Regions from separate parts of the Homo sapiens genome. Here region 2 is linked to region 1. Evidence: chromatin loops called from intact Hi-C (ENCODE). Cell type or tissue: B cell. All regions are shown on one strand. Links, peaks and the distances in the headings refer to the core of each region. The heading gives the core; the rest is flanking DNA. Region 1 has its middle 97 kb from the start of DPH5-DT. Region 2 overlaps DPH5-DT (DPH5 divergent transcript).

Region 1 (2,929 bases), core at 339-2,838:
TTAAGTATATAGTAAGTACTTGCTCCTCTACTGCAGAGGAAGGTTAAAAGAATAAATAAAATAATACATGAAGACCTTATGATCTCCTTGTTATTGATGAATCCTAGGAAAGGTCACCTAGTTAAGCCTTCTTTTCAGTGCAAAGAATCCCATCTGTTGTCTCCCTAACAAGTAGATAGATAGCAGGGCTCTCCTTGTGTATTACAGAAATCAAAGGTTATAAAGTCTTCTATCTAAAAAAAGGATGGTTATTAATATAAATCACTTTAACATATCCTCTAGAGGCTAGGGCTAAAATGAGGAAAATCATCTTGAGTATCAGTATTTCTTTATAAAAAATATTCTAAGGGCGCATGGAATTATCTCATGTAAGACTGTCTGGAGACAATGCCAAGTGATATGGAAAATGTAAGTAACATAATAGATGTAAACCTGGTTCTATCCACTGTACACTTAGAAGGGTTTCATTTCCACAAAAAGAAAGAGCTTTGATGTATTAATATTTAAAATTTGGGATAATTATGGGTTATGTTTAACAAATGTAACATTTTCTACTCCAGTGTAACTCATTAAATATAAAATGTAGTAAGATTCTGAAAGCAAAATATTTGCTATCAGTGTAAGTAAAATGTGCTGAAGTTTTTGCTTTGTATTCCCAAAGTGAAAAAACAAAACAAAGCCACATTTAAAGTAGTCACAAAAAAAGTGCTTAAAGTAACAAAAACATTAATAATGGCCCAGCTAATCTATTATCTATCAACCACTTCTATCAGTTAAATGAGAGCACGGAACATATACTATTTTCATTATAAAAACAATTGAATAAAAACTGGAAAGCATGACATACATAGGTAAAGCTGTAGAAAAACTTCCTTTTTCTGTTTTCAACATCACTATCATCATTCCTCCTACGATAAATAAGCAGCACATTTAACTGTAATGAATTTTCATTGTCTGTCTCCCACAACTAAATTGGCAAACAAAAGACTCACATACAATTCTCTTATTTTCCTTCCTCTACAAAAAATTTCAAATACAATCAGTTATTACCAAATACATCCTAAAATACTGTTTTCTTAAAATTATGCACATTTTCTTTATAGTATTTACTAAAAACAATTCTGTGTTTTTAGGAAAAAAGTAATGAAGCTTTATTGCTTCTTAAAATGGTTTCAGAGAAACTCTTGAATGTTCCTTTACTATCTTTTTCTTTTCAAATGAAGTACATCCTGTCTGAAGCAGAATTACTAACAAACTAAAAGCAAGCACTTCAGGGTAACTGGATTAAAAAATATATTACATTTTAAAAAGTAGCTCTGAACATACCAGAGGAAAGTCTTTGGTGTAATAATAGAAAAAAAACCCTTTGAGGGCTGTGGTAAGCCACAGTCGTTTTTAAATACCTGTTAAACAGAAAGAGTGGCTCATACTAGTGGTCAGCGTGTGAGAAATTCAAAATGCTCAGGGTTTCAAGAATCAAATCTCAGAATTGGCGATCACAGGTATTTTTCTCTACATGGTAACTCAATTTATAGAATATTACAGTTTGTGCTAAAAGGAATGTACTTTCTGATAACTTTAACAAAATTATGAATCTATGCTTTATACTTTGGCAGAAGCAATAGGGAACTTACATTGAACAAGGTTTGCGTCTCTTGGTGTTATTTCCCTAAAAGTGAGACGACACAGGGACCATTATTATCAAGGAGGGGACAGAGTAGAACCCTGACACCATATGTCGCCCACACCCGAAAACATGGATAACAGTGATGCTTTACCTTTCTCTTCTCCTTCATTCCCCACATCCAGATATTCACCGCTCTGCAAATGATGCCTATTCAGTATCTCTTGAGTGTATCCACTTTTCTTTCTCCCTGTCTCTCTAACATAAATTAGGCCACCATTGCATCTCACCTGAAATTTTGTAATAGCCTCCTGACCGCAGCCACTCTGGCCTCATCCAGTTCATTCTCCTTGTGGCAAAGTGATTTTTCTAAACTGCAAATCTCCCTCATGTAAAACTCTTCAATAATTTGCAGCTGCTGTCATGAAGTCCATTCTTCCTTATGTGGCTTATAAGGCCCTCCAAGATCTCAACCTCCCTCAACAAATACCACACACCAGACTCACTCGTTTACCCTCTTATTTACTGAAACTTCAATTCCTTGAATAAGTGATGTTCTTACCTCTGAGTTTTTGCACATTTCCCTCTTGCCTCCCCAGCGTCATCTCAGCATCTCCTCACTGGAGCATCACTCCACATAGGTCCTGAATGCATTAGATGTGTTCCGTCTTGGGGCTAATTGTATCTTCTCTAACTCAAATGCGCCCCCCCAACCCCAGTTATGAAGTATAGCTATACTTCATTACTTTGACTCCAACATGTTACTCTCAACAGCTGTATGGAAAAACCTAAATGAGGAAGAACATACACTTTAATCCTATCCTGAAAACAGATTAAAAATTTTGAACTTTTTTTTATTATACTTTAAGTTTTAGGGTACATGTGCACAACGTGCAGGTTTGTTACATATGTATACATGTGCCATGCTGGTGTGCTGCACCCATTAACTCGTCATTTACTTTAAGTATATCTCCTAATGCTATCCCTCCCCCCTCCCCCCACCCCACAACAGGCCCCGGTGTGTGATGTTTCCCTTCTTGTGTCCATGTGTTCTCTTTGTTCAATTCCCACCTATGAGTGAGAACATGCGGAGTTTGGTATTTGGTTTTTTGTCCTTGCAATAGTTTGCTCAGAATGATGGTTTCCAGCTTCATCCATGTCCCAACAAAGGGCATGAACTCATCCTTTTTTACGGCTGCATAGTATTCCATGGTGTATATGTGCCACATTTTCTTAATCCAGTCTATCATTGATGGACATTTGGGTTGGTTCCAAGTCTTTACTATTGTGAATAGTGCCACAATA
Region 2 (2,929 bases), core at 153-2,652, 51 kb before region 1:
TATATATATATGACTATATGATGTATATATAATATTTTAGAGACAGGGTCTCACTCTGATGCCCAGGCTGGCCTTGAACTCCTGGGCTCAAACGATCCTCCAGCCTCAGCCTCCCAAGTAGCTGGGACTACAGGCGCTTGCCACTGTGCCCGGTTATAATATTTTTGATTAAGACATTTGAGAGGGAGAGAATATGGCCTTTTTTTTTTTTTAACTCTCCTTCATTCCCTACAATACACACAAAAACCCCCACAGGGCAGGAACTTCTCTAACTTTCTCAGAGTAGTATATGATAGATATGCATGTACAATACATGAGAGTACTTCATAAATATTAGTTCATGGAGATAATGAAGAAAACATCTTTTCTAAGTCAAAAAATAGGAAGCAAATTCTTAATAGTTGCTGTTATTATGCCAATATGCTTGAGTTTGAAGTTTAGTGAGATCTTTTTTGAGTGGCTAAAAAAGGGAAGAGATGTAAGTCTTGTCTTCGTTGATAAAACATCAGGAGGATAGATTGATGGTGGTATCTAAATAATATACTCAAAATTAGAGTGTAGTTTCTGCCTTGGCACATCTGTCTTGTTTCCACTTCTTTGCTTCCTCCTTTTTCCACAGTATCCACTGCAGCACCACAGGATAGCTCCCCAGATAAGGCAGCAATCTAATGGGGCAGCTGTAGATCTCTGTGTTAGAATTAAGAAAGGAGTATTTGTCATTACTTATGTAACCCACTCTGCATCCACACTGACATATATAGCTGAATGAAGAAATCGCTCAAGCAAAATGTTGCCTCCCTTTGACCTTGTCTGAGTGCCATTCATTGTTGTTATCAGAGCTGAACAGTAAATGGCAGGAACCACATAAGAGTTGTAAACAAGTACACATGAGAAAAAGAAGTAACTGTATTTGCTGAGTCAAGATCCATGTAAAGGAGAGGATCACATTTCCCTTTCTTGGAAACACTTGAAAATATTTACAGTCTCAAGTTCAATTTAAAATATTCTTATTAAGTGTCTACTCTGTGTTAGACTCTTCACTAGTAACTGTGAATACAGAGATAATGAAGTATCTTGCTCATGGAAGAACTCACAGACTAGACTTATGATAACCTCTCTTCTCCTTAGAATTTGGAGGACTTTAGATGGTTTCCCCTAGATTTTTGTTTTGTTGCACAGTGTTACTCTTATTCTCTTAATCTCTAATGAAAAGCCTATTTGGTGGTATAGTACGAGTCCTAATGATGAATGAGTCCTAATGATAAATAAGACATCATTAGGACTTCTACTTTTTCAGTCTGTTTTACGAGTCCCACTCCACTAGACTGGGACCTTCTGGAGGGCAGGTTCCAGAAGGTCCCAGTCTAGTGGAGGAGTGAGACTTGTAAAATGGAAGTTATAGTACAATTTTTATAGAAATGATCAAATCATATTCTTTCTGAAACACTTAACTTCTGAGATTGATAGATCTTACCATTTAAATGAGTATACACATAAGGTGTTGTAGCATTGTATCTGGCAGACTGAGAGGACATAAAAGATGTTAACTACCTGCTTTACCATTATTACCTTTACCTTTCCTGTTTCACTGTTCTTATGCCAGATATTGAATACAAATCTAGCCCTTCCATATTTGACCTCTTTAAATGTCTCATTAACAAATGTCAGTCTACTTTCTAGGTGACATGAGACTCCTTATGTATCAGCATATCATTATCACTTCTGTTCTTCCACAGTTCCTGAATATATCACATGTGGTGATAAACATGAAGATGTATGAAAAATTGTGTTCGTTGAGAGAAAATGGAAGGCTTTTCATTCTACTTCCACATTTTCATTCCAGCAGCTTTTCTGTTTTGGAAGATGAGTACTGAATCTTGCAATGAAATTTTTTTAACTTAAACAAGGTATATTTTAGCGTGTTCCGCTATGGATGACTGTCTGATGCCGTCATGAATATTCAATTAACTTTTATTTTATTTTTATTTTATTTTATTTATTTATTTATTTTTGAGATGGAGTCCCACTCTGTCGCCCAGGCTGGAGTGCAGTGGCATGATCTCGGCTCACTGCAACCTCTGCCTCCTGTGTTCAAGTGATTCTCATGCCTCAGCATCCTGAGTAGGTGGGACTACAGGCATGTACCACCATGCCTAGCTAATTTTTGTATTTTTAATAGAGATGGGGTTTTACCATGTTGGCCAGTCTGGTCTCAAACTGCTAACCTCAAGTGATCCACCTGCCTTGGCCTACCAAAGTGCTGGGATTACGGGCGTAAGCCACTGTGCCCAGCCAAATATTCAATTAACTCTTAGATCAGCGTTTCTGAACCTCAGCTCTGCTGACATTTCCAGCCAGATAATTCTTTGTTGTGCGGGCTGTCCTGTGTGCTGTAGGATGTTTGGCAGTATCCCTGGCCTCTACCTACTAGATGACAGCATCCCTGCACATCTCTGACATCCAAAAATGACTCTAGACATTGCCAAATATCCCTGGGGGGTAAAATCATCCCCAGTTGGGAACCACTGCTTTTGATCATCTGGCCATTGATTTTTGGCCAATAGGATGGAGCTATGTGACTACAAGGGTGTGTGGCCTTTCTTCTGGTAGGTGTAGGACTTCAGTCTGCCATGCTCCTTCATATACTCAGTGCCTAATTTGTGCAAGGTAGCAGCAAACCATGAGGAGAAAGGTGGTCCATGTCTTGAAGAAACTCATAGTCTAACAATTTGTAAACTAAGTTGATTTTTCAGGTTTTGGAAATATGCTAGGTGATTCTTGATAATTCTTTGAAGTGGTACCTTGAGCTTCTTAGATAGCTGTGATAAATTTCCAAAGTTGGATATTATTATGTGTTATCAAAATACTTTCAAAGCAGTGGAAAACCCCTATACTTTTCTTGAAATTTTTCATTGAATAGTTGACTCTT

The links. Hi-C counts contacts between places; a loop is a spot of excess contacts. Peaks named below come from ENCODE experiments on the same cell type or tissue, not always from the same donor. Only the 100,000 strongest peaks of a DNase experiment are listed, where the experiment ranks them.
Region 2: a loop joins it to region 1, with 2.9 times the contacts of the local background. A loop is called at or near these places in 7 of 110 quality-filtered maps.

Annotation. Positions count from the first base shown.
Region 1 is chr1:101,121,303-101,124,231 of GRCh38, forward strand. No RefSeq gene overlaps it. Among named protein-coding and RNA genes, the nearest start is that of DPH5-DT, 97 kb to the left of the region's middle. RefSeq lists a silencer at 1,429-1,478. In B cell, for the core only: no CTCF peak of the experiment used is centred there; a DNase peak (open chromatin) is centred at 1,539; H3K4me3 peaks cover 1,258 bases; H3K27ac peaks cover 1,166 bases.
Region 2 is chr1:101,070,924-101,073,852 of GRCh38, forward strand. The region is part of intron 1 of DPH5-DT (DPH5 divergent transcript); the gene reads left to right. Among named protein-coding and RNA genes, the nearest start is that of DPH5-DT, 47 kb to the left of the region's middle. In B cell, for the core only: no CTCF peak of the experiment used is centred there; no DNase peak of the experiment used is centred there; H3K27ac peaks cover 393 bases.